Regions from separate parts of the Homo sapiens genome. Here region 2 is linked to region 1. A link is a contact called in ENCODE Hi-C or POLR2A ChIA-PET data. All regions are on one chromosome and are shown on one strand. Each heading gives the region's core, a stretch centred on a gene start or an enhancer-like site at or near the end of the contact. The rest is flanking DNA. Distances are from core to core; before and after follow the strand shown.

Evidence for each region. Hi-C counts contacts between places; a loop is a spot of excess contacts on that map. ChIA-PET counts read pairs that join two places held with the same protein, here RNA polymerase II (POLR2A). Pooled maps may share reads with other maps.
Region 2: a map with no recorded cell type shows a loop between it and region 1 (6-fold over the local background). The contact joins two enhancer-like sites. A Hi-C loop is called at or near these places in 1 of 37 single-sample maps with no recorded cell type and 2 of 50 pooled maps. POLR2A ChIA-PET finds 5 or more read pairs at or near these places in 1 of 52 experiments (PC-9).

The regions. Positions count from the first base shown.
Region 1 is chr1:77,925,449-77,931,422 of GRCh38, forward strand. It overlaps NEXN (nexilin F-actin binding protein), which reads left to right. Exons shown (of 13, transcript NM_144573.4): 7 at 966-1,163; 8 at 1,268-1,444; 9 at 3,868-4,056. Among named protein-coding and RNA genes, the nearest start is that of NEXN-AS1, 39 kb to the left of the region's middle. Within about 2 kb of position 1,308, at least 3 of the 41 ENCODE cell types and tissues checked have a DNase peak (open chromatin) inside an H3K27ac peak, as active enhancers do.
Region 2 is chr1:79,037,924-79,044,104 of GRCh38, forward strand. No RefSeq gene overlaps it. Among named protein-coding and RNA genes, the nearest start is that of ADGRL4, 34 kb to the left of the region's middle. Within about 2 kb of position 2,913, at least 2 of the 41 ENCODE cell types and tissues checked have a DNase peak (open chromatin) inside an H3K27ac peak, as active enhancers do.

The DNA of each region.
Region 1 (5,974 bases), core at 58-2,557:
GTTAGAAAGACAAGCCTTATTAGTCTCAGTTTGAGATACTCTGCCAAGACAACGTATTTTTTGAACTGTTACTAACAGCTGAGATTGTTGAACGCTAACATTTATAAAAAGGCAATTTTATTTTCATCATTTGTCTTCTTTCCTCAGAGTTCCTGAGAGTTTATGTTTTGGTTTTTATATAATAGTACAGAGTGCAGTATCTGTTACCAAGAAGAAATGTTCAACAACCACAAAAATTTTAGTCATCCCTTTTATCTAACAGAATAAGTTAAAAATCTTTCAATTTGATGGTGTGCCCAAAACTACAGCCCATAAATTGGGAGCAATTTTATCTCAGGGCCATGTGTTTCATTTCACCACTCTTCTTAGTTTTTAAAAAAGTCAGAGGCAACAACAGATTATATAATTAAAATGAATTAAATAATAATTTTAAAATATTTTAATACAATCAAATACCAGAGAGTTTATCTATAATATATATAAATGTTTAATAAATCACTTGGAAATACTGTGTTTTTTTCTCACTAAATACTGGTTTCATTAAGTATTTAAAAGCTTGCATAGAGAGAAAAATCATATGAGGAAACTTTTTTTTGTTTAAACTGAATCTATCCACCATCAAATTGATTTAGAGTATATTCACATGCACATTTTGTGGATTAGTGCACAAATAGCTTAATTCAGGCAATGTCACTGCAGTTTCGTTATCCAAACAGCTGTATTAACTCCATCTTCTAGGAAATAGAATGCTTCTTGAACCTCGTCAGCAATGGATTTCAGCAAGATTAACTCATAATGCACAAAGAATTTAGAGTAGGAGATATTTAATAATAATCTGTAAAAAAATGTTCTTCATAATAACATTGATGACAGTGTAATGAAATTCACCTATGATGGAGGTAAAGTCCCATGAAACCCAATTTTGATTAAGAAGAAATAGGCTAATTATCTATTTTATAAAATAGGAAGGAGATGATTCACTACTTATAACTGTGGTACCTGTCAAATCATATAAAACATCTGGAAAAATGAAAAAGAATTTTGAGGATCTAGAAAAAGAACGTGAAGAGAAAGAAAGGATCAAGTACGAGGAAGATAAAAGAATAAGATATGAAGAACAACGACCATCTCTCAAGGAAGCAAAGTGTCTTTCATTAGTTATGGTAAATTTTTGTTTGTTTGTTTTCTAAGAAACAAATCAAGGCAGTTTAAGTTAGCAGCATTTTCCTTTATGACTAAAAGGTGGGTTTTCATAACGTTTTCTTAGGATGATGAAATAGAAAGTGAAGCAAAAAAAGAATCACTTTCTCCCGGAAAATTGAAACTAACTTTTGAAGAACTGGAGCGACAAAGACAAGAAAACCGAAAGAAGCAAGCTGAAGAGGAAGCAAGAAAACGTTTAGAAGAAGAGAAGCGTGCTTTTGAAGAAGCAAGGCGGCAAATGGTAAATCTACATATTTAAACCTTACAATTAATATTAATGAAGTTAGCCGACTTAAGATAAGGTTTACTACTACAAATTCAAAGAGATTTTACATATAGAAGGGCTGATTTTCTAATTGTATTCATATTTCATATATAAAATACATCTAGGCTAGGCACGGTGGCTCATGCTGTAATCCCAGCACTTTGGGAGGCCAAGGTGGGTAGATCACCTGAGGTCAGGAGTTTGAAACCAGCCTGGCCAACACTGTGAAATCCCTGTAATCCCAGCTGCTTGGGAGGCTAAGGCACGAGAATCACTTGAACTTAGGCGATGGAGGTTGCAGTGAGCTGAGATCACGCCATTGCACTCCAGCCTGGGTAACAGAATGAGACTGTCTCAAAAAAAAAAATCCATACTGTTTTCCAGTTTTCACTCTGGGGCATTTTACCCAATATGCTTTAAATTTTTATTTTTATACATTGTTATTAATGTATAAATATGCAAAATAATTACTCAATGAACCTGGTTTCCTTCATCTGTTAGTTCAATCTGCAAAGTACTTAATGACATGGGTGCGGGACTGATTATAAGTGTAAACTTGTCCTCAGCAGTCCAGTTTTTCAACTGTTTGAACATATCAAAATAACAGTTTACGGTGGAATATGCAGTTTGTCCTATTAAGTGTATGTGTGTGCATATTTGTGTGCATGCCTCTGTGTGTGTGTGTCTGTGTGTGTGTGTGTGTGTGTGTGTGTGTGTAGTGTGGTTAAGAGCATGGATTGTGGGGCCAGATTGTCTAGATTCAGATATCAGCCATTTACTAACTGTGTAACCATGGACAACTGTTTTAATCTCTCGCTGTGTTAATTAATTAAATCTCTCTTAGTTTCTTCATTTTTAAAATGGTAAAAATGAAAGCGCCTACTTCTTTTTTTTTTTAACTTCCACAATGACTTGGATTTTTTTTCAATGCCTATTTCTTAAATGGTTAAACAAGTTAATATCTAGGAAGCACTTAAAATGGTGTTTGTTACATATACTAAGTTCTTTGAAAATGTTAATTATTACTATGGTATTAATAGATTTATCAACAGAAAGTAAAACTGAAATAAGAAAACACTGATTCCAAACCTCGTTTTAAGATTTAAAAATGCGCCAGGCATGGTGGCCATGCCTGTAATCTCAGCACTTTGGAAGGCTGAGGCAGGCAGATCCCTTGAGCCCAGGAGTTTGAGACCAGCCTGAGCAACATGTGGAAACCATGTCTCTACAAAAACAAATACAAAAATTAGCCAGGTGTGGTGGCACAGACCTGTAGTCCAAGCTCCCCGGGTGCTGAGGCGAGAGGATTGCTTGAGCCCGGGAAATCAAGGCTACGGCGAACTATGAATGAGCCACTGGACTCCAGCCTGGGTGACAGAGTGAGACCCTGTCTCAAAAAAAAAAAAAAAGGATCTAAAAATGGAATATTTGTAATTTTAAAGTTACAGAACTTTCTTGATCAGCTTTCTTGAATGATGTTCTAAGAATTATATATATAAAAATTTAATTTTCTAGACATTTATTTGAAAATGTTATTACTCGGGTATAGCTGCATAATATCTGCACATTTTAGATATTTCTGGTGGTCAACTTAATAAAGAAATAGTATTGTTAAATAAATAATACATTTCAATTGATATTATAGTAAATTTAATAATAAACCTTTAATGATAAAATCATAAAGCTGGAATTTTACATAAAATAGTTCTAGATAATAATCTTTTATCTGATTAGTATAAGGTACCATAGTTCACAGTAAAAAAAAAAATACAAAAATTACAAAATGAGAACATTATTTTACTACCAAAGAGATTCTGTGTAGATATACTTGAACCCCAATTATAGTACACACATACGCATTTTATATTTGTTCTGGGAAAGTTAATACTCAACAGTAACCCCTCACTGCAGCCTCAACCTACTGGGCTCAAGGGATCCTCCCACCTCAGCTTCTCGAGTAGCTGGGACTACAGGCACACACCACCACACTGGCTATAATGTGTTTTTTGGTTTTTAGTAGAGACGAAGTCTTGCTATGTTGCCCAGGCTGGTCTTGAACTCCTGGGTTCAAGTGATCCTCCTGCCTCCTAAAGTTCTGGAATTACAGGCGTGAGCCGCCACAACACCTGGCTAAAAATGTTTTAATATTCAATTTTATCTATAGAAATTTGGCTTATTTGAGAAGTTTTATTTAACCTGAGTACATCTTTATATGGAATTTCTCCAAATTTGAATATTTTATCATAGAAGACATTAAAAAGGAAGGGGATTTAGGTCAAGTATATTAAGGGCATTGAAACTCCTGTGTGATAGTGGCTAATTCTGTGCCTTTTGATTAATAATTCATTCCTTTTTCTGATGAACCTCAATTCTTAGTAATGAATTGTTTATTTGGTTAGGTAAATGAAGATGAGGAAAACCAAGACACAGCAAAAATTTTTAAAGGGTACCGCCCTGGTAAACTCAAACTCAGTTTTGAAGAAATGGAAAGGCAAAGAAGAGAAGATGAAAAAAGGAAAGCAGAAGAAGAAGCCAGAAGGAGAATAGAGGAAGAAAAGAAGGCGTTTGCTGAAGCAAGGAGAAATATGGTAAGACAGAAGCTAACTGGAGAATGCTATTAGAATTCACCTTTGAGAATATGTTAATAGAATCATTAGACTTTAGAGAATACCCTATTATTTCTGGAAACTGTGCCAAGAGTAGAAATGGCAAATATGTTTTAAAGTCTCCCATGGAATAACACCAGTTGGTTGAAGGTATTTGCTTCAATTTAGTGTTCAGAAGATTCTGCTTTAAATTGCCATGCTTGGCACAAAGGATGGAATATTATCTCCCTTCTCTGGGAAGGCATGTTTTCCAGAACTAAGTATCCAAGGAAGAAGAAGAAGTAGGGAGTTTCCTCCCTCAACTTTTCTTTCTTCCTCTCCATTCTTTCGCCACCTCCTTCCCATACTCCCTTTCTCCCTCCTTCATTCCTTTATTTCCTTCCTTTCCTTCTTTCAGTTTTCATCCCACCTACTATATATTAAATGACCTGAGTCATTTAATCAGAATTATTTCTCTCTTCAAAATGCTCACTCATCACTCCTGGAAATTGATACCTAACTTAACTGTCACAAGGTTATGACTGTACTTCCTATACCAGTTTTATGTTTGTACAATGTACAGTTATCTGACAAACAATTTTGAAGCAATTTGAGACTAGAGCACTGCATCTCCTTCTTGAAACACTGTAATTAGCTTTGGTGATATCGTAACCTGGTTTTCTTCCTCTGTATGGGTGAGCATCACACACATATGTCCAAGTGTTTATTTGGCTTTATTGCCCACACAGATACTCAAATCAGAAACGTGGAAGCCTGAAACACTTCCATCTTCTTATTCATGCCTGATGTCCAACCAGTCACTAAGTCTCGTTTATTCTACCTCCTAAATCACTATGAAATCTGTCAGTTTTCCCCCCATTTTCACCGCCACTACTATAATCCAAGTTACTGTTACAACTTGCCTGGGGCCAACTCCTCATTAACTTGCTTTCTTACCTGTAACCTATTCTTTCCTGTAAGGCCAGGAGTGATCTTTAAAAAGAAAGAAATTTTGATTGTGTTTTGTTACTGTTTTGCTTAATATTTCCCCACTTTTCTTAAGCAAAAATCCAAAAACTTCTAAAACAAATTTCTTTATAGTCTTGCTCTTGTATATTGCTCTCGTTTCATTTCTTGATTCTTCCTGAATCTGCTCTTTGTTCCAAATATGCTGAATTTGTTTGTATTTCTTCAAAGTGAGACTCAGCCTTCACACTGTCTGAAAGATGTCCCTCACTCCTTTCCCTATGCTCTGCTAACTCCAATTCATAACTTTCCATTTCCTCTGGAAAGCCTTTCCTGATAATAAACACCTTCCATGAATTCTTACAGCATTTAGTACTCTTCTATCATAGCGCTAATCCTGTATTGTTACCACTTATGGCTGTCTTTTCCACTCCATGAGGCCAAGACTGTTCATCAAACATGTGGCACAATGCTTAGCGTAGCAGACCTCCAATAAATGTTGATGGAACAAGTGATATTGAAATCTTACGTGCAGTAGGTAATCCCTGATTCATAAATGGTTTCTACATAGAAGTCCTACAGACGTTGTGAATGCACTTAATTTTTGGAGAATAAGCAGGTTTAGAAGCGGTAGAAGAAGCCGGGCGCGGTGGCTCACGCCTGTAATCCCAGCACTTTGGGAGGCCGAGGCGGGCGGATCACGAGGTCAGGAGATCGAGACCATCCTGGCTAACATGTTGAAACCCCGTCTCTACTAAAAATACAAAAAAAAAAAAAAAAAAAAAAAAAAAAAAAAATTAGCCGGGCGTGTTGGCGGGCACCTGTAGTCCCAGCTACTCAGAGGCTGAGGCAGGAGAATCGCATGAACCTGGGAGGCGGAGCTTGCAGTGAGCCAAGATCTCGCCACTGCACTCCAGCCTGGGGGACAGAGTGAGACTCCGTCTCAAAAAAAAAA
Region 2 (6,181 bases), core at 1,663-4,162, 1.1 Mb after region 1:
TGGATTTGTGACCCTGCACAAATCTCATGTCAAATCGTAATTCCCAATGTTAGAGGAAGGGCCTAGTGGGAGGTGATTGGATCATGGAGGCAGACTTCCCCCTTGCTATTCTTGTGATAGTGAATGCGTTCTCATAAGATCTTGTTGTTTAAAGGTGTGTAGCACCTCCTCCCCTGTCTCTTTCTCCTTCTCCAGCCATGTAAGACTTGACTGTTTCCCTTTTGCCTTCTGTCATGATTATAAGTTTCCTGAGGTCTCCAAGCCATGCTTCCTGTACAGCTTGTGGAACTGTGAGTCAATGAAACCTCTTTTTTTCTTTTTTACAAGTTACTCAGTCTCAGGTAGGTAGGTCTATAGCAAGACCAATGTGAGAACAGACTAACACACACACACACACACACACACACACACACACACACACACACACTCTATTATTTTGATCAATGAGAAAAGTTAAGTCATTTAGCTTGCAAATGCAAAATGTAACTCTGAGTAAGCTTTGGACCGTTTTCAGTTAAAGCAACCTCCCCAAGTTTTGCACATTTTCTGAAAATATGTGCACATTTTTAGGTTTCTCCTGAACTTTTCCCAGGACCTTTCTGCCTACATATTTCTTCTAATGTTGTCCTGTATCATTTAATGCAGCCATTCCTAATGCAATGACTGATCAGAAAAATAGAAGTATCCTGACTGGCTGTATTCACCCTTCCAACTTGGGCTGGGTAGGGTTGGTTTCTGCTTTGGGAAACTTCTATGTCCTGGCAACGTACCTATAGATTTCCTTCTCTGGGCTGATTTGCCTACAAATTTCTCACAGATTGAGGCACTTTATTCTTCTTTCACAGCATATTAAAAATACTTTTATTACAGCATATCTGTGCTGTATTGAAATTGTATGTTAACTACCTCATTTTTTTAAAGTGACCTCCCAAGTTTCTGAGCTGTATCTTTCCATTTCTGTGTCTTAAGAGCCTTGTAGAGGAGGTTCTTTACATGCAGTAAAGTTTGTGAAAGATTGAAAAATTGACTTTCCTCTGTCCAAAGTGTCACCAGTAGTGGGTTGTGACTGCAAGTTGTCCAGTTCCTTGGCGTTTTGAACAAAGAATTGGACATAATGCCCCGCAAAGCAAAGAAAGAATGAAGCAGCAGAAGAATGAAAGCAGGGATTTATTGAAAACAAAAGTACACTCCACAGTGTGGGAGCAGACCCGAGCAATGGCTCAAGGGCCAGGATAGAGAATCTTCTTGGGTGCAAATACCCCCTAGAAGTTTCCCATTGGCCACTTCATGCTCACCTCATGTAAATGAAGTGGTAGCCCACAATCAGTCTGATTGGTTGCAGAAAGCAGCCAACCAGAGGCTGAAATGAAGTTGCCAAGGTCACACTCCTGTGCAAACATCTCATTGGTTGCAAGAAGCAACCATCAGAGGCTAGTGTGAAGTTACAAAGTTATACATTGCATGCAAATGAAGGCTCACCACAATCAATCTGATCGGTTGTGGACAGCAACCATTCAGAGGCTGGAGTGAAGTTACAAAGCTGCAAAGGAAGATTCCACCTGCAATCAGTCTGATTTGCTGGGGACAGCCAATTTCTCATCTGCCACGCAGAAAAAAATGGGGTTCGCAAAGGGAGTAGCCCCTGGTCCTTTTGTTACTTAGGTGTGAAAAGTGAGAGTTTTCCTTTCAATTCAGTTCTATGAAGTTGGTGTGAAACAGCCTTTGGTTCCCTGCATCTACACCCAAATCTCCTGTCTCAAAATCAGGTTTCCCTTTTGTAATTTTGGCATTTATAATAACTTATTATACACATTTGTCTCTAGAGGTCTTCTTGAACACACATGGCCTTGAAATAACACTTTCTAAACATTAATAGCTATTGATAAGCAAAGAAAATAAAATAAAATAGAATTAATCAAATTTATCTGCTTTTTAAGCATTTAGATTCTGAACTTAGACTTGTATTTATTTCTAAAATGTTTGAATGGAATGAAAAAAATATTTACCAGATACTTAGGCAGTGGAAATTCAGTATTTGCCACAATATCAGTTGAATGATCCAAAAAAAGTTAAATGATTCTTAATTTACTTAAATTAAGAGAGCAACAGTTTTAAAAACATTGAGGGCTAATTACAACTAAATAAATTAAAATATATGCACATCAAAATATACATGTATGGGTACTTTATTTTCAGCAACCAACTGAGAAATTCCTGTTTAGGCAAGATTCTACCCACTCAGAAGTTTGGTTGATAAGCTATCTTCATGAAATACATAATAATAACTCTGTGTGTGTGTGTGTGTGTGTGTGTGTGTGTGTGTGTGTGTGTAGAGAGAGAGAGAGAGAGAGAGAGAAAGGCTGCTGGTTTTGAAAGTGGAATGATGATAGTTCTACTATTTCAAGTATCAATAGTCTTATAAGGTAAAAATAGTGACAGTCTAATCAGATCTAACCAAAAATTTAACCAAAAAAAAAATTTTCAAGCTCTCTTTTTGAAACAACGCTTTACATAATATACTTACATTCATTACTAATCTCACTCAAGAATACAGGTAATGATACTCTAAAGCCAGTGAGCGAAATATGCAAGTAATATCTAAGTCGCGGTTAAGCTTCCTTCTTTCCTTTGACATGAGGTACTCTGAGACTTGTACATTTTTTCACTTATTCACCTTTTAAGTAATACAGTTTAATTTCAACGTATTAAAATCAGTCACAAAAATGCTCTTCCAAAGCATTTACAAAAGCTTCTGCTTACTAGTGTTTTAGTCATAATTTCAATTTGCTAACTTCCTTTGCAATACGTACTTTCGTTTCAATGTTTTCTCTTAAATCACCACCTCTTTCATGATAAATTGTTGTGATAAAAAAAAGTGCTTCCTCTGGTGGGACGATGTAACTATTCATTTCGCTAATGTACTTCACATCTGTCATTTGCAGTCCCTAAATACTTTGTCACAGCACGAAATAGAAACCTTACAGAGTAGGTCTATGAAGTATGTTTTCATTTTAAGTCACTATCTATGATGTAATTTGGAACAGTGGAATGATTAGATCAGTCTTTTCTTTTCTTCTGTCAGTACCAGAGACAAAGCATGTTAACTATAGAAATGTCAACTTTCATATTCCCTGATAAACTGAGCACTATTTCCAGGATTTATTCTAAACTCAGGCTTTGAGGGTGGGGACTGACCCTTATGTGCCTGCTCATACACAGTTAAGTAATTATTTGTGGTTGATAAGGACTACCTATTTTCTATTGACTTGAAGAAATTGTATTTGCAGTAGGTTTAAAAGAAAAAGCTGCCAGAGGAAATTTGGGTGGAACCCTGTCAATTCAGTTAATTTAAGACCCAGAGTTACTATATAAAGGAAGGAAGCAGATACCAACTCTTAAAAAAGACATCTACATTATCCAGAATAGTGCTCAAAAATATTATGCATTCAAATATATTTTAATAAGTGAATGTTGAGTAATGAATGACATAAAATATTTTTTACTAAATACAACTTTACCATAATATTAAAATATATTTGGCAGGAAAAATCCAAAAGGGATCCCTCTGTTAGGAGATTGCATTCTCTTTTATTCTTTCTTTTCTTTTATCAAATGATGCAGCCAAAGAGAGAGATCTGAATAAGACATAACGCAAGTGTAGAAACAAAAGTCCAGGAAATCATCTTAATTATATGTATTTATTTGTACAGTCTTTCTCTGTCACCAAGGCTGGAGTGCAGTGGTGTGGTCATAGCTCACTGCAGCCTCGAACTCCTGGGCTCAAGGGATCTTCCCATCTCAGATGCCCAAGTAGCTAGAACTAGAAGTGCATGCCGCCATGCCCAGACAATTTTGTAATTTTATTTTTTGTAGAGATGGGGTGTTGCTTTGTTGCCTAGGATGGTCTTAAACTCCAAGCAACCCTCTCACTTTGGCCTCCCATAGCACTTGGATTAGGGACGTGAGTCACCATGCCTGGCCATCTTAATTGTTTCCAATAAATCATACATTTAAACTACTTAACCTAGCAAATATTTAAATAAATTAAGAGAAAAATATTTTCTAAATTACTTAAGGCCAATCATAAAGAAATTACAATATATGTGAATGGAAATTAACACAAAGAAGTATTTTTGTTTTCAGCATCTAAATGAGAAATTCCTGTTTAGGTAGAATTGTCAGAAGTTTGACTGAAAAACCATCTTCATAAAAGTACACACGAATAACCTAGTATTGTGTGTGTGTGTGTGCATATATATATATATATATATATATATACATACACACATGAGTGTGTGTGTATGTGTGTGTGTGTAGACAGCTCATTTTGAAAGTGGGATGCTAATACTTCTGCTATTTCCAGCATGAGTCATTTAGAGGTAAAAACAGTGACTCATCAGATTTAACAAAAATTTAGCCAAAAACCTAAACTTTCAAGATCCCTTTTTGAAACAAGATTTTTACATAATATGCTATCATTACTTATTAATGTCACTCAAGAATAAAGATAATGATGTTCTAAAGCCATCTCAATAAGGAAGCCGTAAAATATTGTTCATTGTATCTTTATTTCATCTTTTAAAATCTGCTTTTGTTTATGTTTATGTTGTATTTAAGAGAGATTAATCCTGTATGGGATTATATATAAATATATGTATATTTGGTACTAAAAATGAAATGGATATATCAGTCTAATAATAGAATTCTGGAGGTAACTGATACTGAACTAACTGTAGAAGATTGATAGAGCTTCAGAACTTAAGAGGAGCTTGTGAAGAGATAAAAAGAAGCCTCAAAAACGTCCTGAAATTCATATGGATGGAATGGGCAAACATTACGCTAAGTGAAATAAGCCAAATACAGGAAGTCAAATACCACATATTTTCACTTATATGTGGAACCTAAAACAATAGAAGTCACAGAACCAAAAAGTAGGATGGTAGTTACTAGCAACTGGGCTGTGGGGGAATGGGAGGATTACAGTCAAAGGGTACAAAGCCTCAGTAAGGAGGGATATGTTTTATTTTTTTTTAGGTGAATTGCACAGCTTGGTGAATATAGCTGATAATTGAGTCCTTTATGTTTCAATGTTGCTGAGAGTAAATTTCTAATGTGTTCGTCAACAAATGTTAAATATTTGAAGTTAATTAGCTTAATTTACTCTTTCCATGTTGTATTAAAAAAGCGGAACACCACTTCTATAATTATATGCAACTGTAATTTGTGTATAATAAAAATAAAAATTAGAAAATCTAAGTGCATGTGCTGACCTGGATGTTTCTAAAGAGAGCCTTCAGAGCTGTCATGACATTATAAAAAATAGTGACTCATTTTAGCTTAAAAAGAGGCATATTATTCAATACCTTGCAGATTTATACTGAAAAATATTTAAACATATGAGAAACAAATATTTGGTATCTGTTAAGATATTTGAATAAAATAAATTGGATTTACTGTAAAATAAATAAGGCTTCAGAAAATGATATAGGTTGCAAAAATATATAATTGTGTCAATTGACTGAAATGCATCAAATAGCAGGTGTGACAACTGATAGCTAAAATGATATTTAACAGAAATTCGTATGATAGAATTTCATTTTTTCTTTCCCATTTCGTCATCAAAAATACACGATAGATAGAATAAAATGAAAACAGATGAAATGAATTTCCGCATGGGTTATGCAAAGTTGCATCTCCTCAGTGAAATCTTAGGAAGTCCCGAATTCATTCCTGTGATTATGACTGGAATGTGCAGAATCTGTGAATTACTTCTTCATTCTGCCAACTGACAAACTGCTCCAAGTGATGGAACACAAGGCAAAGGGAGGCAAGTTTGTTGATTAAGGCATCAGGAATTTTTTCCTTGCTCTCTGCTCTGCACCCCCTCCCCTCCTCATTTCCCTTTCTTTTTCTTTCTCCCTCCTTCTCTCCCTCCCTTTCTTCTTTTCAGTTCACTTCATGGTTTTAAAAGTTCCAGTTCCCTCAAAAACTATTATTCTGACATTTTATTTTCACAAATCTTGTCAAACATAGGTGTTAAAATGCAGTACATATGTTCACCCTGTTCTGAATTTAGTTTCCTAAAATAAGGAATAGAGTCCAGAGTAAGTTTAAAGTTGCACTAGAAAGTTTATTTATTTGTTAGCATTTGTTATCAACTCTTTCCTCAGTCTGTATGCTA